Regions from separate parts of the Mus musculus genome. Here all the other regions are linked to region 2. The links are chromatin loops, found by intact Hi-C in ENCODE. Cell type or tissue: heart. All regions are shown on one strand.

Region 1 (8,000 bases), 330 kb after region 2:
ACAGAATGGCTTGGAGAGTCTCTGCAAACCTCACCTAATGATCTGGAGATGTCCCAAGTGTGGTTCCACCACATGCCTGCGTAGTTCACATTCTTCCAGCATCCCTCTGCCAGGCTTCCTCCTCAGCCAAACTCTCCTGCTCTTTACGAGCAAATGGCTCACAGGAAATGATTAGTGTTAATTTGCAAGACTTTATCTGGATGGCCATGTCTCACTGAACCTCTACTTGTACATCCCAGTCAAGACAAGAAAAATAAACTTAGCTTAGAGAACAACACTCGGTGTAAATGCTGTCGATTAGCATAAGGCATGAATCCGGGGCTTCCAGAAAGGCCGCAGAGCTTGTTAGCACCGCAAACAGTCAGAGGAGCATCTTGGATCTTCTTGTGCATGCTAGGCAGATGCCCCACCCCAGAGGGTTGCTCCCCCCCCCCCATATCTGCTACCTACTCTAGCAGAAGCTGCCCTCAGTCATGTGTCCTTAGAGTGTCAGGTCCTGCCTTGAGGTACCTTCAGCACCCAGCACATGGTCTTTATTGAGGGAATGGGGTGAGTGTGTGTGCATGCGCATGTGAACACCAGAGGTCCACCTTGAGTGTCATTCCTCAGCAGCCATTCTCCTTGATTTTCAAGACTGGGGTTCTTGCTAGCCAGGGCTTCCCAGATCCAGCTAAGCTGGCTGATCAGTAAAGTCCTGGAATCCTCCTGTCTCTGCTTCCCCAGCACTAGGGTTACAAGTGTGCATCACCCTTTCCCACTGCTAACCTGAGCTCTGGGGACTGAATTCAGATCTTCATGCTTATGTGGCAAGCACCTCGCCAACTGAGCTAGCTCTCCAACCTCCACACACTTTCTTAACCCTCAAAGCTTTCCCAGGTAGCTGCTTGCTGTCCCATGGTGCTTACAAGGCGCTGTCAAGTTCAGTGTTTTGCACAAGGAAAAGAGCCAGTGTGTGAGGACTGCTGGCTGGGGCAGACATGGACATGCAGAGAGTTAGTTCCCCTAAAGCATGAGCTCAATCAGACCTGACAGCCAGATGTCTGGACTGATGACGTCAAGGCTTAGGGCAAGGGCTGGGGGACAGCCAAGCTCTGGTTGGTAGCCCCCACCCAGACAGCTTCCCAGGAGCTGGGAGCCACATGGGAGGCAAATGAAAGCCTATGGCAGTGCCTCCCTGCTGAGGACACCCTGCTGATGGGCCTGGGGTGGGGGGCTGGGTTTGTACATCAAAAAGAGGCAGTGTTTATGGGTTGCTGAGCCCAGACTTTAACTATAGCTCCAAGAAAGCAACTCTTCCTTCTTGCCTCAGAAGCCCAGGGACTATCCCATCCCAAAACACCCTTTTCTCCCCTCCCCTCCCCTCCTTCTCCCTTCCCCTCCCCTCCCCTTCTCTCCTCTCCTTTCCCCTTCCCTCCCCTCCTCTCCACTCCTCTCCCCTTCTCTCCTCTCCTTTCTCCTCTCTCCTCCCCTCCCCTCCCCTCCTCTTCCCTCCTCTCCTCTTCCCTCTCCTCCTCTCCTTTCATTTCTTCCATCAAAGCCCTCTCTGTTCAGCCAGCAGCATGGAACACTCCCCTTGCTTTGTGATCTGCCTTATGGGACACCTCTCTTCTCCCTAAGACTCTTCCCTCAGAACACACCATCTCCTGCCCATATGGGGGTGGGGGGTGCAGAGGTAACTTTATTCTTGTCCATATTGTTTGTGAGACCTAGAACTCACAAGTTAGGCTGGGTAAGACGTCAGGGATTCTCCTGTCTTCACTGTCACCTCACCAAACCTTTTTTTTTTTTTTTTAATGTGGATTCTGGGGGCCCGAACTCAGACCTTCCTGCTTGCAAGGCAACATTTTGCCAGCTGAACCATCGCCCCAGCCACTTCTCTTTCTGAGTATTTTGCTTGGCCTGCTGTGCAACACCTTGGGTCATAGATTAAGCTGCTTGCCCAAGATGTCCTTGAGCAGCCTTGGGAGGCTGCTGAGTACCTAGATGCTTGGTATCCCCAGGACCTGCTGGCTGCCAGCCACTGAGACTTCTGCTGGGAGACCTGGAGCTCAGCTTGCTCAACTCCACTGTAAACAAAAGCACTAATTAGCCTGTAGGAGGGACAGAAGGGGGACGGAGTAAATCAAGTCCTGCTCCATAATACCTACAGAAAGGGCTCCTCGGTCCGGGAGCTGGCACGTTTGTGATAACCTACCATGGCTCTTGGGATATTAGTTTGTTGATTGCTGATAGTGAACATGGGAATGAAAGTGTGATTAAATGGCACAGTGACTTCCATTGGCTGGGTACTCAGGCACCAAACTAGCTAGAGTAGAGGGGTCCTGGGATATGGGTCTGAGTGAGAGACTAAGCCTGGACTCTGTCCAACCTGGTGGGGACTACACCCTTACCTTGGAGGGGGGTGGGGCAGACTCAGCTTCTCTCAAGGCTACAGTGATAGGACTGAACAGAAGGAGACACATGTGGGCATGAGCCAGAACTCTAAACTTGTGTTTGCAGCTTGCACCATATCAGTATAGAAAGTGGCTATTCTTTCATTTTTGCACGTGCATGTGTACGTATTTATACATGTGTGCATGTTCATGAATGTAGGTGTGTGTGTGTGTGTGTGTGTGTGTGTGTGTACATGTCCACATATGTATATAAAGGCTAGCAGACATCCTCAGCTGTCATCCTCAGGAAACTTCCTCCTCTTTTGAGACAGGGTCTCTCCCTGGACCAGAGCTCACCAACTCAGGCCAGTGAGCCCCAGGGATCTGGCTGTCTCCACCTCCCCAGAGCTGATTACAAGTACACTACCACACTTGACTTTTTTACATGGGTTCTGGGGATGGAACTCAGGGCTCCCTACTTGTACAGCTACTGAGCCAGCTTATCATCCCAGAAAGTGGGTATTCTTAATTCAGAAAAATCCAACCAAGTCACAGGGATGTCCTGGGTGTCAGAAAAGTACTAAGCTCCACCATCAATCTCTGTCTCTCTCAGTCTTCCTGTTTCTTTCTCTACCTCCTTGTCTCTGTCCCTCTCTGTCTCTGTCTCTCTCTCTCACACACACACACATGCACACGCACACACACACCACACACACCCCTCCATGAGCTCTCTCCAGTGTTACACTTACTCTTCATATTTTTCCACATCATTCTCTGTCTCCGTTCCTACTTATAAAATGTATCCGCAGTTAAGAGCACTGGATGCTCTTCCAGAGGACCTGGCACTCAGAAGTTAACAACCATCTGTAACTCCAGTTTCAGGGGATCTGATGCCCTCTTCTGGCAAACAACCATGTGTGCAAGCATAAATCTTAAAAAACAAAACAAAACAAAACAAAACAAAAACCAGCAAAGGGCACCTACTAGCCAGTAAGAAAGCTGGATCTGAGTCAATAAGTTAGAACCAGAAAGGTAAGAAACTAAGATGAGCCTAATGAGCCTAGTCTAGGAAGTCCACTAGTGGTAAGCACAAGGGCAAGGTCCTCCAAGACCAGAGCATCCCCCCATCTTCCATCAAACAGGTACGGGGCAGCTGGAAGGGAGAGAGGAAGGTCAAGGTGCTGGGCTGCAGTTAGACATTGTACCTGACAGACAGGAACAAGAAAGGCCCACCATAAATGACAGCTCAGAGGACGCAGACTAAAGAACCTGCACTGGGTTGGGGAGCCAGGGACAAGGGCTAAAAGTGAGCCTCGAAGGATGCATGGGTGCTGATAAGCAAGAGGAGGAAAAGGCACCCCAGGCTGAGAGTAGCAGGGTGAGGCTGAAAAGCCTGATGTGCCACCAGCAACGCTTTAGAAAGAGCTGAGAGGCCGTCTGACAGCCAAGGCGAAGCCGTGTCATCATTCCTCCAACAAGCACCTTACAGATATACAGACACGCCTCTCCCCAGCCTGATGCCAGGAGCCAGGGAAGGCAGCACATGGCCCTGTCCTCTGAGTGCTCCTGGACAGGAGGAAGATCAAGACACTGCAGTCCTGGTGTGGGAGACACAGAGACCAGGGTGTGGAAGCCAGAGTCTTACATGAGGTCTTAGCCTCCCAAAAAGTGGGAAGAAAGGGGTCCCCTGGGACTGCCATTTAGGTCTTGCAAGTCCTGAATGCTGAATATGTGCTAGGAAGTTGAGGAGAAGGAAGGGGAGCCTGAGGGGTGGAGAGCCCAACAAAGGAAAGTAGTATTCAGATCTCAGAGCTCGAGAGCCTGAAGAAGCAGAGCAGAGGGAGCAAGACAGAAAAGCAGCTTGCACGGACACCCTGTACGCCAAGGGAGGTGGGGGGTTTACTGTCAGGAGAAGGGATCTGGGATTGACCTATGCACATGAACTCAAGCTTTTGCAGATATGTCCAAACCAAGCCAGAGATTCCATGTGTAGCTGGGGATAGCAATGATCGTGGCCTAACAGATCATAGACTAACACAAAATATCATGAGGTCTTTATGTGATCTTTTGTTTGTTTTGTAACTCAATGGCATGGTTCTTGAACATGAACTTTGCAGATGACATGTTGCATGGTCCCAAGGTTGACTCTGTTTATGCCTCAGAACAGGAGAGGCAGGTGCCATGTGAGGTAAGGGGACAGCTGACAGGTGGCTGCAAGGCCAAGTGAGCAGCCAAAGAAGACATAGATGGAGGCAAGTGACATAGAGAAGAAGAGGGAACTCTGAGGGAGCTCGAAGACAATTACTCAAGAAACACTGGAGAGAGACTAGGGGTGTGGCTGCTTCACACAGATGCAAAGTTTGTCACATGAAGAGGTGAGGAAAGTCATGAGTTAGGTTGGGGACACATTGATTTTGATTTTCAGAGGGAATTAAGCTAGTTGCAAGGTGAGCGTGTGGCCCACAGTCAGGAAGGAGCATGCACTCTAAGCATGGACTCAGTGCCATCTTTTGGAGAGAGAGTGACCCCATGTGGTACTCCAAGTTCCAGGGGAGAACATGCAGGGATGGAAGGGAATGGGCCAGGTCCCCCAGCGTAACCAACACTGGAGCAACTGGCAGAGGAACCATCAAGTGAACCAAGGACCAGGAGCCTCAGACACAGTGTGTGCTCTCTCCTAGCATAGCAAAGAACTTAACCAGGCACATGGCTGCCTGGCTTCAGATCATAGTTGATTGCTAGGAGCAGCCACATGCTAATGTCCTGCCAGCTGCTGTGAGCTATGGTCATGTCACATTCATACCTGTAAAGAGAGCTGATGCCCCTCCCTCCTCTCCTCTTCCCTGGGGGCAGCAGACTCCATGTAGACACTCCAAACTAAGAAATGTGAGTGGTGCCTTAAAACAAAACAGCAAAAAGAGGGGTGTTTCGTGGTCCTGTGTTTGCCTGCACAAGTCCAGCTTTTTACTAGATTGAAGCTGGGGTCTCTACCCTGGTTAAACCGTGATTGAGGGTCTTTGGTTTGGATGGGAGGTACAGAGGTCAAGGGAGAGCCATTCCAGTCAGCAGAATACACCTAGAAGGGCTTGGAAAGATAGGCAAAGTTGCTAGGAAGTTCCAAAGTAGATACACACAGGTGGTTCTGGGGTCTTCCCCACAACTTCCTCTCTGAAGGCACGGCCTGCATGGAGTACACACATATGGAGTACACATGGAGCACACAATAGTGATGTGGGTTATCTGAACCAATGTCCTCCAGGCAGGACCAAGGAGTCTCAGGAGCAAAAGAGGCCTGGAGAATGAGGCAGGTAAGCGAAAGAAAATGTAGGAAGCATCCAGCTTTCCATCCCAAACCAGGAAAAGTGTGGGGACAGGAAAGGTCGGGAAGACATGGTATGTGGACAGCTTGGGACCAGCGGGGACAGCAGCTCCCGTGGAGAGTAGCTGGGAGACAGGTTCCGGTTCTCATGTCAGCGGGGTTGAGGGGAGCATGGCTGGAATGCACCACAAGTCAGTGACCATTCCCTGGGGTGGCCAGCGGGGAACCTCCAGCTCCGAAGTCATCCCCACCAGAGGAGCCTAGACCTCTCCATGGAAAAAGGGTTCCCCTGGGGTGCGTGGCGCCAGGGTGGATGAGCTCATGGCTGCTCTCTGTTGCTTCCCTTTTTTTCTAGGCATCTCAGATTTCTGGATGTTTGGAGCATCTGCCGAGGACAAGAAGGGGACTGGGATCCAGATGCAAGGTGGATGTGGGGGTGCAGGGGTTTGTTCTTTCCTTTCTGTTCAGTCCTGGGTTAGACGAGGAAGTTCTACACCCCAACCATACACACCGTCACCTCCCACTAAGGCACCAAGAACTGTACTACACAGAAGGCCACCACTTAGAACACACTTGCGGAGACTTTGCTTAGCAATTGAGAGACATGGACATAAAAATAGAGAAGCTGGTGGGGGTGACAAGAGCTTGATGGGATCAGGACATTGCTGCAAGAGGCAAGGAGCTGTGACAGGATGATGCAGATGGTAGCAGTGCTAAGAATAGGAAGATGTGGCCGTGGCTTGCTCTTCTCCACTGATGCTGTGTGATGCTAAGGAAGCTACCTCTTTCTCGGAGCACGTTTCCGATCTATGATATGGAAACTCTACCTAATCTTAGAGAGCTTCTCGAATTCCTTGAGTGCCCCGTGGTGAATGCTTCAACATCTCATAGCTCTTTGCACTCAAAGGGAAATAATATTAGTTCAGACCGTGTTAAATTGTGGCTGTATCATTGTACAACCCGAGGAACACCATTCCCAGGGTGGCCTTTAGATGTGGCGTCCCCTCCAACCTTAGTGTGATCAGTGAGCTTAGAAATGGTAAAGACCTGTGGGTCTAATCTTTGGGGGGAGGGGAAATGACTGTGTAGAAGGTACCTGGGTGAGTTCTGGGATGTATATGGGTCTCCTTGGAGGGGATGAGTCCTGCTCCAGGACACTCTTGTTTAAATGAGTGTGTGCTGCTTTGGAAGAGGAAGCTGCAGTGGCGAGCTGGCTTGTGCCAGCCTATTGCCATCTCTCAAACAATAAAGAGACAGGGACTCTCCTCCAGATCTGGCACTTGAGTGGCTACCTTAAGACATCCCTGGAGGATTACCCTGTCCATGACAGTCCTGAGAGTATATCAACTAGGAATCCAGGGGATCCTGGACTAAGGAGATGGCCCAGTCTCTGATGTGCATGTTTTGCAAACACTAGGATATGGGAGCTAGACTTGGTAATGTGCTTACCCAAGTGCTGGGCAGATGGAGACAGGGGTATCCCTGGGGCTCTCTTGACGGGTACCCTTGCCAACTGGGTGACAGTGCAAGTCAGTTTCTGGGTTTTGTTTTTTGTTTTGTCAACTCAACACAAGCTAGAGCTATCTGGACAGAGGGAACTTCTAGAAGAGGGGATAAAGTTTCCCTATCAGATTGACCTGTGGCCATGTCTGCAAGGTATTTTCTTGAATAATGATTGATGTGGGAGGTCCCAGCTCACTGTGGGGCAGAGCCACCCCTTAACAACTAGTCCTAGGCTGTATAAGAGAACAGGCCGAACAAGCCATGGAGAGCAAGCCGTTAAGCAGCATTCCTCCATGGCCTCTGCATTTTAGTTCCTGCCTCCAGGTTCCTTCCCTGGCTTCCCTTCATGATGGACTGGAAGTTGTAAGATGAAATAAATGTTTTCCTTTCCAAGTTGCTTTTGCTTGTGGTGTTTATCATGTAATAGAAAGCAGGCTAGAACAGTGAGTTCCTGGCTAGGAAAAGATTTCTCTCTCTCTCTCTCTCTCTCTCTCTCTCTCTCTCTCTCTCTCTCTCTCTCTCTCTCTCTCTCTCCCTCCCTCCCTCTTGCCCTAGCCCTCCCTCTCCCTCTCTCCCTCTCTCTCTCTCCTCCCTCCCCCCTCTCCCTCTCCCCTCCCTCTCTCTTCCCCTCTCCCTCCCCCTCCCCTCCCTCTCCCCCTCCCCCTCCCCTCCCTCCCCCTACCTCCCCCTCCCCCTCTCCCTCTCTCTCTCTCTCTCTCTCTCTCTCTCTCTCTCACACACACACACACACACACACACACACACACACACACGGTGGATGGGAGAAACAACACCTAAGGATGTTT
Region 2 (8,000 bases):
AGCTTTGGGGTGAAGAAATTGAAGCATTAACTGGGAAAAAATCAGGGCCTAAACTATGCAAATTGAGTACAAAATGGAGGGTTTCCTCCATTTAACAGAAAAGTGCCCCAACTCAGGGGATATACTCCTGTTGGTAGGAAAGGAAACAGAGCGAAACTGTGAGCAGTGTCCTCATCAAACAAATATACAAATCCCTCTACAAAATAGTGTTACTTTGCAGTGCTGTGCGCAGTGTGTGGAAAGGATGATCAGGAATGCGCACAGAGAAGGGTGTGGAAGGGGAGCTGTCCTCTCTACTCTGTGTGTAGGAAGCTGGGGACACAGAGCCATCCTGGCAGCTCTGTGTCCTGAGAAGTAGGCCTTGAGACAGACAGATCTGTGCTTGTGCAGGTATTTCTAGAGCCCCAGAGGAATTTGCCTTGCTGCCTGTCTTCAGCCTCGAACAGTGCCTGAGGCCTACCCTTCATATTTTCTCAGGCTCAGCTACCAAGCCTTACAAATGTCACCCAGGCAGAGCCTCCCTTGACACAATGTCCCCTGACTGAGGTCCCAGTCTGCTCCAGCTGATTTCAATGTGCCTGGAGTGCTCTGGGGACACTCCCTGAACCTGGGCTTTGGTGCACCTTGGGCAGGAGTTGGAGCCCTAGATGTATCTGGGCTGTGGAAAGGGTTTTGTGAGTTGCTGAGATTAGCAGTATTGGCCTGGATGGGGAGGGATGCTGATCCGGGGACATGGCAGATCATTTCAAGTCCTAGCTGACAGAAGCATTCTGACCTAGAGCCCTAGCCTACTCCAGGAGACTTATGGGTTAAATCCTAGCTTAACGACAGCTTGTAAGGGAAATGTGTTCTGTGGCCAGAGCTGGACCTGGAAATGCCTGTTTGCACAGAGCCTCAGCCTGGGGTCAGAGTCAGTATGTCTCAGTGACCAGGATTAAGGGTTAATCTGGTCAACAATTTGTTTTCTGGCATGGGCTGTGGACCAGGCCTGTGTCTGGCACCATCAGAAGTCCACCCCGGGCACTAACAGATTGTCCCTCCTGTGTATGTGGCTCTTGGCCTCCCTTTGTGCTGGTAGCGTCTTTGCAACTTCTTGTCAGATGCAGCTTTCCAATCCACCTGCAGCACCTCCAAGAAGCCTTGTGTATTTCTGCAGCATACATTCCTTCCTCTCTCCTCCTCCTCAGCACGCAGGGGACTTGAAGAGAAACACGTCCCATCAGGACACACTGCAGCTGTTACAGTGAGGCTGTGTGTCCCCCAGGACATTCGCCAGAGCAGCACTTGGCAGCTCAGCAGTAAGGACTTAGGACCCCTTCCTTTCCATCCCAACTCCCACTCCACACTTGAGTGGGAAGAAAGTCCAGGCAGGGGGAGCAAAATAGGCTCCAAAGCCAAAGTGTGTGTGTGTGTGTGTGTGTGTGTAAGACAGTACAAGGAAGTGTGGACTTTTGACCCCAGAGTGGGCAGGTCCTCTGGATTCAGTTTGGCTGCTTAGAAAGAAGCATTTCCTGGCTGTGGACAAGGATCTCCTGTGTATGGCCTTGTAGATTTCAATACCTATTTCCATGCAGCCTCATAGTAGACCTTCATGTGGCTGTGTTCATGTCCCTTTGCCCACAGCGAGATGGCCCCAGTATTGGTCTTCCCCTAAGGATATTTTGCCTGGAAATACTGGTAAACTGGTCATATTCATAGGGTACTTCAAGACATCAAGGTCCCCAAAACTTCCCAAGCCACACTCTGCCATCCTCCTAGGGAGACTGGACTAGCACTGGCCTCGCTGATCTTGCTTGCTAAGAGGTCCTGTAAAGTAAAATTCACCTAAGCAAACACTCCCCAGCTCTCTATTTCTGGGGTCACAGTGGTTCTGATGTGACTTCGTGTCCCGGTTCCGACTGTCCTGTGGAGATGGGGCAGCCTTAGGATTCTTAAACTGAACCCCTGGGAATATCTTCAGGCTGTCTCTTTGGAGCTTGTCCCCAGTTAGGAAAAGATATTTAAGGAGGGGGAAGCTGAGACAATATGCCCTGCGGCTGTAGTACTAAAACTAACCACCAGGTGGGGTTCCAAGGCAGAGAGTGAGCGTGGAGCTGACCCAGCGCTTGCAGCCAGAGCCGGGCTGAAAGAGCTCTGCTGGCCGAGTCAACTTCAGTTGCCGCGCTCTCTGGGCGAGAGACCGCGCGCGCGTAGACGCGCATCTTAGACGCTCTCGCACATTTTCTGATAGTGAGCTCTAAAGCAGATCCTATACCGGATGCAGGGGACTATTAGCAGAGTAGGATGATTAGTTTACACGCTCAGCACCCTAAACTGCAGGTGGCATGTCTAGGATGATTTCTTTTTATTATTACTAGTATTTGCTCCGGGAGTGTGGGAGTGGAACAAGAAGACTAGACGTCTGGGGAAAACCAGAGGCAACGGACAGGGAGAGCTACGCGCTACTCATGCAAATACTGGGGCCGCTGTGTGCAGCTCCGTCCCGGGCTCTCAGGAGAGGCCATATAACAGGCAGATCCATGGATGCGCAGACACATACGGTTATGGATAGACTCTCAAACTCAAGTTCTCTCCACCAGCGTCTGGTGAGAGCACATGCAGGTGCCACAATCACACCCCACATAGGATGGGGCTCTGGACTCTCCGTGGCTAGCTCTGAGAAGGTGGTCGCGCTCAGTGGCATGTTTACTTATTCACACATATCTGAGAACATGTGTACAGGACTCCCGCGGCCTCTGGGTACAGGACCACTGCACATGTGTCTCAGGTGCTGGACACTTTCCAGGACCAGCACTAGTGACTTGTTAACGTGTGTGTGTGTGTGTGTGTGTGTGTGTGTTGTGGTCCTCAGGAGTGTTAGAGCATTGGTAGCCCGGGACTCACACAGGCACAGAAGACCCTCCAGGCATTGGATGGTAAGAAACATGTGGATCTAGACTACTGAGGTTTGTAGATGCAGATATTAGGAATGCGGACCCTGGCTATAGGCAATCAGGAGGGAATAACATGTATCTTTTGAGTTTGCCGGGTCCCACGGAATTCCGCGAGATGGAGTCTGGGTAGAGAGACTTCTGGCAACTCCCAATCGAGGGGGACAGTCGGATAAGGAACTTCCACGCAGAACAGCCAAAAGCTGGGAACCAGGGAGGGGATCCAGGAGGGAGAAAAAGCAGGAGTAAAGTAGCTTTATAGTCAAACTAGCATCAAGAGGGTGCGCACCGTGTGCGCTCCTGTGTATGTGTGTGTGTGTGTGTGTGTGTGCGCGCGCGCGCGCATTAGTGTGTGCATGCGCGCTCGGGCATGTGTCTCATCTCATCCGTTTGAAGGTGCTGGACTCGGCGAGACCCGGGCGAGAAGGAAGAGAAGGCGCGAGGTGAACTGAGTTTGATCCTGAGGCGCCTACAAGTGGGTCCCCGGCGGGCGGCGGGCGGGGCGGCTGGGCGGGAGGCCGGCGGGAGCTCACACGCTCGGCAGCCGGCCGGCCTCTCACCACGCCTCCCGCTTTGTGAGCGCGCCCAGGGGGGGTGCTGGACGCGCGCCCACGGCGCTGCTCCCGCCTCTATATAAACACACGCATCGCCTTGCCTTGGATCAAATCAGATTGAGAGACGCTTTTCAAACCACCAGCCCTGAAGTCCTGCCTCCTGCTTTCCCCTTCTTTCATCCCTTTTTGCCTTTCTTTCTTTCTTTCCTTTTTTCCCCCCCTCATCTCTTCTCTTTTCCCTAACAGCAACTCCAGAGCCGAGAGACTGCGTCCCGGGACAGACTGCCTTTTCTTAATTGATAGATAGCCGGGCTCGGGTTTTCCCACCTCCTCCCCCAACCCCACCCCGCCTTACCCCTCCCTCCCGCCGCCGCCGCCCCAGAGCCCGCCCGGGGCTCTGTCGCCGGCTGCGTCCCTTCCCCGCTGCGGCTCGCCGACTCCGCACTCGCGCTCGGGCCAACGCGCCCGCCTGCCCGCCTCCGAGTGCCGCGGCCGCTCCAGCTTCTACACTCGCCTCATCTGGGGAGTCTTCTCCCAAGCCCCCAAAGTTTCTGGGTTCGTTGGAATTTTTGAATTCCGGTTTTTTTTCCTTCTTTTTATGTACCTAGGAATCTTGGAGGAATAGTTTTGATAAATTGATCGCACTTTCCGCTAGCTCTCGGTTCCCCTTCTTTTTGCCCCCCTAGCTTTAAGCAGGAAAGGGGCTTCCGAGAGATTCCTGGTGGATAAAGTTTTCCAAAGTTTTTCGTGTGTGATGGTTGCTGGGAGAACAAGCTCACCAGCTTAACTCAGCTCCATCTCACCTCCCCAGAGCCCGCCTAAAGGGACAAACAAACAAACAAACAAAGTTACACCTCGAGTCGCCTCGTGTCTTCTCTCTTCTTCCAGGCAATCTTTTTCCTCTCTCTCTTCGATCACCTCGCAGCCTCCAGCCCCTTCCCCTCGGCCCCATCTCCTGGGTTTCTCCGAGGGGTGCCAGGACCCCCTGCCGCAGCCTCCCCTCCCCCGTCACTCTGGTCCGGCCCTCCCCTCCCCCATCGCGGACCGCACAGCCAATCCCCCAAGCGGCTGCCAACATGCTGTTTGAAGGCTTGGAGTTGGTGTCGGCGCTGGCCACCCTCGCCGCGTGCCTGGTGTCCGTGACGCTGCTGCTGGCGGTGTCGCAGCAGCTGTGGCAGCTGCGCTGGGCTGCCACCCGCGACAAGAGCTGCAAGCTGCCCATCCCCAAGGGCTCCATGGGATTCCCGCTCATCGGAGAGACTGGTCACTGGTTGCTACAGGTAAGCGCTCTCTCGAGGAGTCCGCTAGCCGCGGGTGTCCGGCCAGGGGGCGCCGAGAGCTCGGACACTCGGAAGCACCGGTCCCCGCCCCGCCCCTTCCTTGCCTCAGCCGGCGCCGCCTGGGTTTCCCCAGCTCGCCTGCAGCGCGGCTCAGAGACCTCCGGCGCCCTGTGAGCTAGTTAACGAGGCCGGGTGAGCTAGTAAGAGGGATATTGACCAGGGTAGGTAGCAGAGAGGGCTCCCGAGTGTGATGCTCCGGGCTGCAGGCGTCCAAGCAGGGGTGTGCGGAGAGCGCTGGGGAGCGAGTCTGGAGGGCTTCGCTTAGTTTTCACCTCTGTCTCTGAGCCCCAGTAGACTTTAGTGTCCTAGGCGCGGGAGAGGTAGAAGAGGAGAGGGCCTGTGGCAGCTTGAGTGGCCCACTTTAAGACCTGGGCAGCATTCTGCAGTACATTGGGCTCAGGCTCAGGTACAACTGGGCTAGTACAAGGTGCTACTCACCTCTCTCTCCCCCTCCTCTGGTGTGTGTGTGTGTGTGTGTGTGTGTGTGTATGTATGTATGTATGCACGCATCTGTATCTCTGTGTTGTGGTGGCAGAGAAAAGAAAACCTTAGAGAAATTCAAGGCAGAGAGTTGAGGGCTCTCAGCTTTCGGGGGGAGAAAGGGTCTGTTTGCTTATTGGGTGGGGACAGTTTAGCAGAGGATAGCTAGGAGAAGTATGCAAAAGACCCAGAGTGTGCCCATGCAACTGGACGCTTCACAACTCCACTCTGGTGACAATTGGGGCCAGGCGCGTTGAGGACCAAACCCAGGTAGGTAGCAGGCAGATTAACCTGGATTTAACCTCGTCTAACGCTAGACAATCGCTTATTGCAATTTGATACACCCCAGGTTGTTTGAGGGGGGTGTACCTCTAGGGTAACTGAGGGAGGTGTGTTTATCAGGCGGGTGCTCATGGATTTTAGAGGCAGCCTGGATATCCTGACACACACAACCCCGACCCCCGAAAGGAGAAATGAAAGGTGAGCGCGCGCGTGTGCGCGCAGACCAATGGGTTTAGACGTGTGAAAGCTTGGCTTGAAATTAATAGACGCGTGCAGTCCGTGCGCGTGAACACACACACACACACACACACACACACACACATCACCGCGCCCCGTCGGGGGGCCGAGTGACAGGAGAGAAGCCGGATGGAGGGGCTTGAGAGGTTCCCCTGGATCTTTCCATGCCTCACAATTGGACCATCTTTTTGGGGGGTTGCTTGCCTAATCGGGTGGGGTTCCCTTCAACCAATCGGATGTTTCTTTAGAGACAAGATCTCTTTCGCCTGCTTTTTCTCTTTCTTTTTTCTTTCTTTTCTTTCTTTCTCTTTTCTCATTTCTTTTTGTCTTCACATTTAAAGAGTTAACTTTGGCAGTGGTCCAAGCTTTAGCCGAGAATTTAGAAAATAAAATAGCTCAAGTGGCAGCATTTCCCGCCTGTTTAAGGCAAATCCTCCGAACCCTGAACCCTCGTTCTCATCCTGTTTCCTGACCTGCCCCTCCCCCGTGTCCCTTGCCATTTTTCTCAATCTCACACAAGGCCCCTTGCGGGTGTGGTGCAGCCAGCACAAAAGTTGGAGAGGCGCTTTTCGCCTGGGCATCCGCGTCCCTGGGGGTCAAATCCCTCGGGAGGACAGACAGCGGGTGCTGAAGGGGTTAAAAGCGAACCCTCCGAATCCGGTGTTTTCTTCGGAGTAATTTATCAGATTTTACGGGAGACCTCCAAGGGCTCTCGGTTTCCACTAAGCACCATCTAAACAGAGCCCAGGGCTAAAAATACATTTTTGTATAAATTGGACTCGCGGCCCGAACGGCCGCCCCTATGAAAGTCCTCTTTGTGAAGGCCGTGGAAACGGCGGACAAATAACTCTTTATTAAAGCCACAAAAAACGCACTTTAATTATAGTTAGGCAGATCAGAGGCGGGGGTGGGGGCAAGGCGGCGGCGACCTCGGAAAATTCACAACCCAACTTTTGTGTCGAAAGAAAAGAAAAACAGAGGGAAAGACGGGAGAGGAGAGACCGAGTGAGACGGAGCGAGGGAGACTGCAAGGCAGACGAGGACGGGAACCCCGCTCCGCGCCCCCCTCAGCCGCACCCCACCTCCGCCCCGACCTCTCTTAAAGGAGCCGGCGCCGTCTAAGCTGGCGTCTGGATGGAGGCGTCCCCAAATCGGCCCCTCCAGGCGGTGCGGGGGTTCCCGGCTTGTTCCCTGTCGCGCGCCGGGCCCAGAAGCATGTGGAAAAGCCATTAAGAATCTGGGTTCTGTAGCCACTTTTCGCATCTGGGGCGTGTTCACTTCTAACTGGAGTATATAGTTTCCCCGAGAGAAAGGAAAGTGGGGGGGGGGCAACCCAGGAAAGGGGGCCTCCTGTCTCCGGGTTGAGGGAGCCGACGTGTTCCTAGGAGACCAGGACGCCAAGGCGGGATCCCTTGCCACAGTTCTCCTGGCTGGCTGGAGAGACTGGACAGGTGGTTCCCTGCCCCGTTGCACCCAGTGCGTCCTGGCAGGAGAAGGGTTAAGGCGGGCCGGGTGGCGAGTGCGACGAAGGTTTCCGGCACCGCAGGCCGCTGGCCGTGGAGCTCAGAGCTCGGCCGAGGGCCGGCGATCCGATTACCTGCGCGGGTTACCGCGCCCCATCCCGCCGCCCCTCAGAAGCACCTTCCGGGTGCTCCAGTTCCAAATTTAAGGGCGGAGACGAAAGTCCATCCCAGTTATTCCCTGGACAAATGCTTCAGGAGAGTTGTTGCTCTGGACCCAAGACTCCACCCTGCGGAGCCCACGAAGGGCCACACCGGAGCAGAGAGGAAACTCCAACCCCCTTCTCTAGGGACAGCCTCCGGGCACGCACAACTCGCCGCTATAAATAATCTTTGGCCTGCGGCCACCCCGCGGGGTCTCGCCAGCCCGTGGCCTGGAGCCTGGAAATATTTATTCCGAGAGGCTCCGCTGCGCAGGGGTGGGGGAGCAGGCTCCAGCTTCAGGTTCAGCTGTCGGGGATACACGCCCCCACCTCAAGTCATTACTAAACGCAGCCTTCCGTGGGTGCCCCTGCATCTCCATCCTCCCGCATTATTTATTACCCTCTAGGCCCCACTTCCCAGTCCTAATGCAAGCTGCGAAAAATAAAACCTGTAAGTGTGTGTGTGTGTGTGTGTGTGTGTGTGTGTGTGTGTTGGGTGTTGCGGGGTGACAGA
Region 3 (8,000 bases), 53 kb before region 2:
GTTAACATTGTGTGCCCACATAAATGATGCCTAGGAGCACCACAGGCTGCATCCTTTTGGACAGGAAGAGCCGTAGCACAAAGATATTATCACTGAGACTGAGTATATAGAGTACCTGACCAGCATGCATAAAGCCCTGGGTCCCATTACCAATACTGCATAAACTGGGCCTGGTGACACATATCTATAATCCCAGCACTCAAAAAGTGGAGACAGGAGCTCAGAAGTTTCAGATCATCCTTGGCTTCACAATCATATCAGAATGTTTTACTGAAGACCAACATTAAATACACACACACACACACACAGAGGACATAGAAGAAGGAAACTCATGCTCTTTGCCTGCGTGTCCTCCACCTTGCTAGCAAGTTTATTAATTCACTGGTATTAGAGCCTATTTCTTCAAGATTCCAGTGTACACTAAAGACCAGCTGAGACATCATGGGCAGACCTTGGGGGAATGAACAGCTACTGAATTCTTGGACTTTCTGTTGGTAGACAGTCCCTGATGTACTAGCTAGACCACAGCCTGTAGACCACTCTAATACATTTTTCTCTCTAATACAACAAGTAAAACTGTCAGGTACTCACCATTATTTCCAGTGCTTACTTGGCCATAATGTTGTGGACACCGGTTACACTGATTCTCAGATGTAGACCTACATCATCAGGTGCCACACCAAGGAAAAATACAACTGTAGTCCAGTGTTAACATGACTGGGGCATTTTTTCCTTCTGTGTGCACAGCACAGGGTCTTTGGTGGAAACAAACTTAATTTCTAATATAGTAGAACACTCACATTTCCTGGTAGCAAGGAAGAGACCTAAGAGAATTTTAGGGAAGTCCTAAGAATAGCAGACTTTGCTTCCCTTGAAACCTAAATTTTTGAAAAACGATTTTGTTTAGAATAACTTACTATATTTGTTAATGCTTACATTTGATGGAGGGAGCAAAGTTGCATAATTGAAAATATTCCAAGCCCTTCAGAGATCAAGGGTGTCTATAGCTCACTTCCTCTGAGCTCATTTGATAAGAGTTTCTAGAGAGAAGAGAGAGGAAAACCTGTGGCTGCAAGGCCAGAGTAAAGAAAATGTGCTTCTTAATGTCTGATAGTGAAATGAAAGGTTTCTAGAAAAAAACAACCAAAAGATATGAGGGGAGAGGAGAGCTGCAGGGTGCAAGAAGCCCCCCTCCCCAGGGCCAAATTCGTTTGGAGGTGTAGAGCTAAATCTAAGGGACTAGGAAGGAATTGGCATGAGATCTGCCATTTTATTGGGTGTGCTGACACACCCCTATAATCCCAACACTCAGGAAACTGAGGCAGGACAGTGGAGAATTTGGTTCAGTTGGGCCATATAGTGAATTTGAGGCTAGTCTAGGCTGTATAACATGGGGTTGGGGGAAAGATCAATATAAGCATCTTTGGTCACTTTGTAGCCTAACTATCCTCACTGTACCATTTGAAAGTATAACGTTTCACAGCAAATAATTTAGGTGGTATTCCTACTTAAAAGTGTAGCCATTTGAAAACATTTTGCAAGCCATAAAGCACTATCTTAAGTACAGCAGGCTACAACCTTCTTTCCAGTGTGTCAGTATTTACAATTTATTCTCATGATTATTGTTGGCATTTATGATTTAGGAAGAGAAGGAAGCACAAGATCTTATGGTAGAATATTATACACCTAAAGCTTTTATGAGTGTGCCCCTTTGGTATTTCTAACAGAAATAGGTTCTTTGAGGAGTATTTCTGTTCCCAAACACCCATGACACCTCCTAATGGGAGTATAAAATCTGGAGGGATAGTAATCAATGACAACCCAGATCTCTGACTTCAAATCCTGTTCTTAGGGATGTATTGCCATTATCAGTCCTCACCGTTGGTGGCTTTTGTTCAGCACAGCAATGTGAAAGGCACTGTTCTGAGTACTCAGCCTGCACCACAACCTGATAGGTGTACTATCCCCATCCTGTCCTGTAGGGGATGAAGCTGGATCACAGAAAGTGTAATACATCACTGGTTATGTTGTCACTGCACTCAGGAGACTGGAGTAGGCCAGCAAGTTCCAGAGAGGGAGGGAATAAAGAAGAAAGAGTAAGTAACTTGTCCAACGTCATGAAAGTGACTAATGGAAAAGCCAGGAATCTACCTCAGGCTGCCTAGATCCAGAACCATTTACCCATTGCATTATACTGTCATCTCTTCTGATTGTGTGGTATGTATTTTTTGTGTTTATGTTTGTAAGCATGCAGTGGAGCCAAAAGTGTCTTTCTGATCCCATCTCCACCTTTGAACAGGGTCTCTTACTGAACCTGAAGGTCACTGATTGGCCTGGCCAGTCAGCTTTAGAGGCCTTCCAGTTTCCACCCCACCCATATTGTCATCTTTGATGGAATTATTAAAGAAATATGCAAAGATATATTTTACATGTTTCTATCAAGGCACTGGATAATAGAGAAAAGGACTGGAGGGAAATATTCATTAAAAAGGGATGTGTTCAGTTTAGATAGCCATTAAAAGCAAACGATCTGAATCTTTCAAAATGATGAAGAAAGATAATCTACATTTAAAAATCTGTATACAAAATGCATCCCTACTGCATAGTCTACATGTGTGTGAAAGGCACCACGCTGCGCTATCTCCCTACATGGGAAAGACATGTTGTATTCAGGGAATAGGCTTTTGTCAGCATGTATAATGTACTCTATTTTGGGTAAGAAAACATTCTTTTTTTTATTAGATATTTTCTTCATTTATGTTTCAAATGCTATCCCAAAAGTCCCCTATACCCTCCCCCCACCCTGCTCCCCTACCCACCCACTCCCACTTCTTGGCCCTGGCATTCCCCTGTACTGGGGCATATAAGGTTTGCAAGACCAAGGGGCCTCTCTTCCAGGTGATGGCCTACTAGGCCATCTTCGGCTACATATGCAGCTAGAGACACGAGTTCTGGGGGTACTGGTTAGTACATATTGTTGTTCCACTTATAGGGTTGCAGACCCCTTCAGCTCCTTGGGTACTTTCTCTAGCTCCTCCATTGGGGGGCCCTGTGTTCCATCCAATAGATGACTGTGAACATCCACTTCTGTATTTGCCAGGCTCCGGCATAGCCTCACAAGAGACAGCTATATCAGGGTCCTTTCAGCAAAATCTTGCTGGCATATGCTATAGTGTCTGGGTTTGGTGGCTGATTATGGGATTCTTAAAAGCCAGACATGAAGTTGTTGACATTCATTATCCCCTGGAGATAAAATTATGAGTGGTCACTTTCTGTTATGCTTTTGTGTTAAAATGTTTTCTAATTTTTAAAGCATGTACGTTTCTTACAGAAGTGCACAAGAAAACTAATAATTTTAATAGAAGAAGAAACACAAAAGCAGTAGAATATCAAGAGCTTTTTGTTAGTTTCTAGGACTTTAGACACAATACACACACACACATACACACACACACACACACATATGGTGTGGGCCTTGGCCCTCAAAGAGCTGACATTTATTCTGGAGGCTACAGACTCAAAATAGTCAGGTTTCTCTGGTTTACTGATATCGTCAGTTGTGAGGGACAAACAGAGGAGTGGGAACCTATGTAAGAGCACTTTCCATGTATACAGATGGGTTCTGGGTTCCTAGAGGAGGTGGGGCCTTCAGCTGGCTCTAAGGAACCATGGGGGAGCTTAGTCTGACTGACATAAACTCTGGTGCATTATTAATTCTGTTTTCAGAATTCTACTCTTAGACACTCAGTTAAGCCATTGGCTGCCTTCCTTATGTAGACAGACCCTCTCTGGGCTTTGGGGGACACTGCCTCGCCAGCTATGGTGACAGTGAGCTTCTTAAGCACTCTGTCACTGCCATGGAAGTAACCAGAGACAAGACAACTCATTCCAAAGGTGGCTTTTCTGGCCAGTTCCTGTCACCTCAGTCTGGGCTTCCTGACCACTTTTTTTTTTTCCAAGTCTTTTGGATCAAATAGAATACTCCCTAGTTGTAGAAGTCTCATTGTCTCACAGGTAACACAGGCTGGTTGTAGGCACCTCTTGGCTTTGGAATTCTAGAGAGTTTAGCAAACTTTCAGTGAGATACTTTTGTTTCTACTTTAAGCATAAAATAATGGATCACAGAAATAAATGTTCTTGGGTTATCTGGTCAGCTGGGATGCTTCCTCTAGAACATGGTCCTCTCTCTGTCGAAATGTCTCAAATGCTCATAGCAGCTGAAAGAAGAAAACGCTTGCAGCCTCCTCTTTCTCACCTCTTTCCCTGTCACTTTCCTGAACTATGAAGCAAGCTCAAGGGAAAGTATTCCCTCTCTCTCAAGGGTCCCTTCAGGGCAGACCAGTTCGAGTGTCCCCTGTGAACTTTGAGGTTGTCTAGAAATAGGGCCTTGATTACCACAGCTCTGCTGCTAAGAATGGGGCTCTGCAGCCCTCTAGAGCTCTGACTCCTCTCCTGACCAATATTTCTCCCTTTCTTTCTGGGACACCTATGCCTTGTTTTCTTCTTTGTTCAGAACCGCAAAAAGGAACTGTTTGTTTGACTATGGACTTCCTTTTTAAACTCCCCCACTGTTCCAAACCCATTGCTCTCTTCCTCTCCCAAAGAAGAAAGGAAAGCAAGCCACAATAATACTTCTGTAAATTTATGGCCACTCTGTAATGTTTAATCACATCTACGTGACTGGGGCCTTCAGAGCAGGCGCACAAGTTCAGCGCAAGGTGAATCTTGTGTGAGATAATCTGAAAGTTCATTCAGAGGTGAGGGCAGCGGCCTCTAGCAGACAGCGAGGTTAACAGGAGGTCACCTCCCCCCGCCCCCCTTCTGGTCTTCTCCTCTACAATGTGTAAACAAAAGGGAAATGTAACTTCCAATGAACCTGGCATATGTTGTGCTCACACTAATCTTGGCCCAGCCAACTGTAAACAGTCCAATCTCCTGTGACTGAGCCTTTCCACCCATTATTTGCCTGCTAGAGATGAAGAAGCACTACAAGAGATTGTAGACCAGCGCTACGTGAGCCAGCTCCTGGAACCAACCTTGGGAAAGCAGGGTTAGCACCAGAGGTGATGTTTGCTGCCAGGCACTCAGAGCTGGGTCAGGACACCATCCTTCTGTGGTGCTCTCAGTCCCAAGTCAGCAGGCCTCACTGAGTTCCTTCACTCCCTACCACACAGCTAACAAGCAAAGACAAAAATGGACATGCCCTCAAATTGCTCACAGCTGAGCGGCAAAAGTATCTGTGATATAACTGAAACAGGAGGATGGACAGGAGCTGTGCTGGCATCAGAAAGAGCTGAGGACAGTGTCTGCACAGGATGCAGACACTACCTCCATGTAGGGCTGTGCTACAGTGTTCAGCCCAATGCAAGTTCATCCATTGGGTGGAACTCTGTAGTTCAACCCACTCGGCCAAGAGAATTCTAAGTATATAGAGGCAGTTTTTAATGCCCAAGGTTAGGAGTATTCAACAGTTGACCCTGAACAGCCTAAAGAAAAAAAAAATAGGGGTGTAGACAACCCTCACTTATCATCAGCCCTGTGCCCGGAAGTCCAGAGCTGCTGGGCCAGAACTAATCTATATGGGGAGAGACTTCTGCTGTACTTCAGGTCTAACTTCTTGCAAATGGATGCATAATGGGTGCTTCCAGACTAGATGAAGGCTCAGCAAATTGTCCTGGGCAGTATATTAGTCAGCGTTTCTGTTGCTGTGATGAAACATAATGACCAACAGCAAGCTGTGGAGGAAAGGGTTTATTTGGCTTACACTTCTACATCATACTCCATCACCAAAGGAAGTCAAGGCAAGAACTCTAGGCACCTGGAAGGAAGACATGATGCAGAGGCCATGGAGGAGGGCTGTTTACTGTCTTACTTCCCATGATGTGCTCAGCCTACTTTCTTATAGAACCCGGGACCACCAGCCCAGGGATAGCACCACCCACAAAGGTCTGGTCCCTCCCTGCTTGATCACTAATCAAGAAAATGCCCTACATTTATGTTATGGAGGCATTTTCTCAGTTCATATTCCCTTCTTTCAGATAACTCCAGCTTGCATTAAGTTAACATAAAACTAGTTGGCACAGCAAGTATTTATCTTGAGTTAGCTTCTAGAACTCCTTGCTCATTAGCAGCTATACATAAAGTATAGAGTTTCATCATTTAGCTGTTGCTGATGGTAAAGGAAGTCAAAAGTACTGAACATCTAAAAAGACACACCCTTTAGCTGTAAAATCTCCTGGTTATTATGTTTGGTATCTCTCTGGGATCAGAAAATAGAAAACACACACACACACACACTTTCCTAAATTCCCATGGGTCTAGATCTGTGTATAGGTAGAAGCAGAGAGAAATAGACTGATATGACAGTTTTATAGTCTTCCAAAGGATACTAGGCCAAATAAATAGCTAGTAATTTCAGATAGACTATTGTACCAGCAAATGAAATGGTTCCCAGAGACTGGAAGACGGTTTTTGAAGATCTCTTCAAAGTATGAAGGATCTGACAGGAGAAAAGAAAAGAAGTCTTTCTAAATCAGAAAAAGTATAAGGTGTGGGGATGCTGCTATCTTCAGTGTCTGTACTGTCGTCTTTGCTGGTGCAGGCTGACATTTGCTAGATGGCAGGCTCTATAGAGCACTTCATCAAACCAAGTTATTTCCACTTTAAAGAAGTTGGTAATGGGTCCCAGAGCACATGAATTATGAGAAAGTATTAGAGGCATGAGCTGACTGCAGCCCCTAGGCAAGGTGTCAGAGATGGCCTCAGAACAGCTTTCTAGGACAGCATAAGGGAAGGCTTCATGGCCACCTGAACACCCTCTATCTCCACCTCAGAGTTGTGAATCATGCAGGGACAGGAATTGAAAAGCTAATGCAGAAACTTAGGTAAAGATGACATCTTCAAGTCAGAAACATGGACTGTCATAATATGGAAAGGACTAGACAAAGTGACTACCTAGAATAAGATTTTCCAGTTTTGTCTTGGTCTGTACTTTGTGTTGACTTTCTTGTAGACATGAGAGAGATCACAGGGGAAAGTATAAACTGTTCATCCTTATAGTGTCTAAACTTGGGATGCTCTCTTAAACCTCTCTACTGATGACCTGGCACTTGCTGAAGTCCTTCCTTAATGAAACTCAATTCCCAGGAACAAGTCATGTGACAAATGGTAATCTTCAGTGTCCAGATGGCTCTGGTCCAAAGAACATGGACAGGATGGAAAAGGGAGTTGTAGCCTGGGTGAGAGCCAGGGGCTTGATTTGCTGTTACATTGAAGCAGAAGTCAAAGAGGTTCCTGTCCCTGTTAAGTTCACAAAGGGCAGTGGAACCTTTGATTAATAATGACACCTCTGTGGTGGCTATGCTGACAACTGTGATAGCCAACATTCAAGTGTGCTTTCACTTACTGTACCTCTTTCAGGTCCTAATTTGATGGGAACGGGTTTTTTTTTTTAAAAAATTGGATATTTCATTATTTACATTTCTAATGTTTTCCCCTTTCCAGGTCTTCCCTTCAGAAACCCCCTATCCCATCCTCCCTCCCCCTGCCTCTATGAGGGTGCTCACCCACCCACCTACCCACTCTGGTCTTCTTGCCCTGGCATTCCCCTACATTGGAACATCAAACGCCCTCAGGCTCAAGGGCCTCTCCTCCCACTGATGTCCAACAAGGCCATCCTTGGGGGACAGGTTTTAACAGAAATTCATTAAATTTATGATTCAGAAATCCCTAGTGACTTAATGAACCTCCATAACGGGCCATGCTCTAATGAGGAGATAATAAATATACCGATTAAATGCTGGATCAAGATCCTCATACCTTCAAAAAGTATACATGCTTACTGCTCCAATCACATAAGAAGGTAGAGTCAGTTCATGTGTACAGATTTCTTCTCAGACTTCTGAGAACAAGTGGTTTAAAACTCTCCCATCCCAAGTTTCTTCTTTCTCCTAATTTCTCCTACCCAGCTCAGTTGCCGCCTAACAGGCATGTTGCTCCTA

Evidence for each region. Peaks named below come from ENCODE experiments on the same cell type or tissue, not always from the same donor. Only the 100,000 strongest peaks of a DNase experiment are listed, where the experiment ranks them.
Region 1: it touches region 2 in a loop (3-fold over the local background); 5 of 42 quality-filtered maps call a loop at or near these places.
Region 3: a loop joins it to region 2, with 4 times the contacts of the local background. A loop is called at or near these places in 3 of 42 quality-filtered maps.

The regions. Positions count from the first base shown.
Region 1 is chr6:84,256,949-84,264,948 of GRCm38, reverse strand. No RefSeq gene overlaps it. Among named protein-coding and RNA genes, the nearest start is that of Gm10445, 160 kb to the left of the region's middle. In heart, CTCF peaks have their summits at 3,275 (motif pointing left) and 4,897 (motif pointing left); no DNase peak of the experiment used is centred here; H3K27me3 peaks cover 1,789 bases.
Region 2 is chr6:84,584,566-84,592,565 of GRCm38, reverse strand. It overlaps Cyp26b1 (cytochrome P450, family 26, subfamily b, polypeptide 1), which reads left to right. Exons shown (of 7, transcript NM_001177713.1): 2 at 4,373-4,764. The coding sequence starts at 4,561. Among named protein-coding and RNA genes, the nearest start is that of Cyp26b1, 5.3 kb to the left of the region's middle. In heart, a CTCF peak has its summit at 4,822; DNase peaks (open chromatin) are centred at 2,105, 4,925, 7,075, 7,665 and 5 weaker places; H3K4me3 peaks cover 5,939 bases; H3K27ac peaks cover 1,693 bases; H3K27me3 peaks cover 6,866 bases.
Region 3 is chr6:84,637,611-84,645,610 of GRCm38, reverse strand. The region is part of intron 20 of Exoc6b (exocyst complex component 6B); the gene reads left to right. Among named protein-coding and RNA genes, the nearest start is that of Cyp26b1, 48 kb to the right of the region's middle. In heart, a CTCF peak has its summit at 4,439; DNase peaks (open chromatin) are centred at 4,870 and 7,230; H3K4me3 peaks cover 319 bases; H3K27ac peaks cover 740 bases.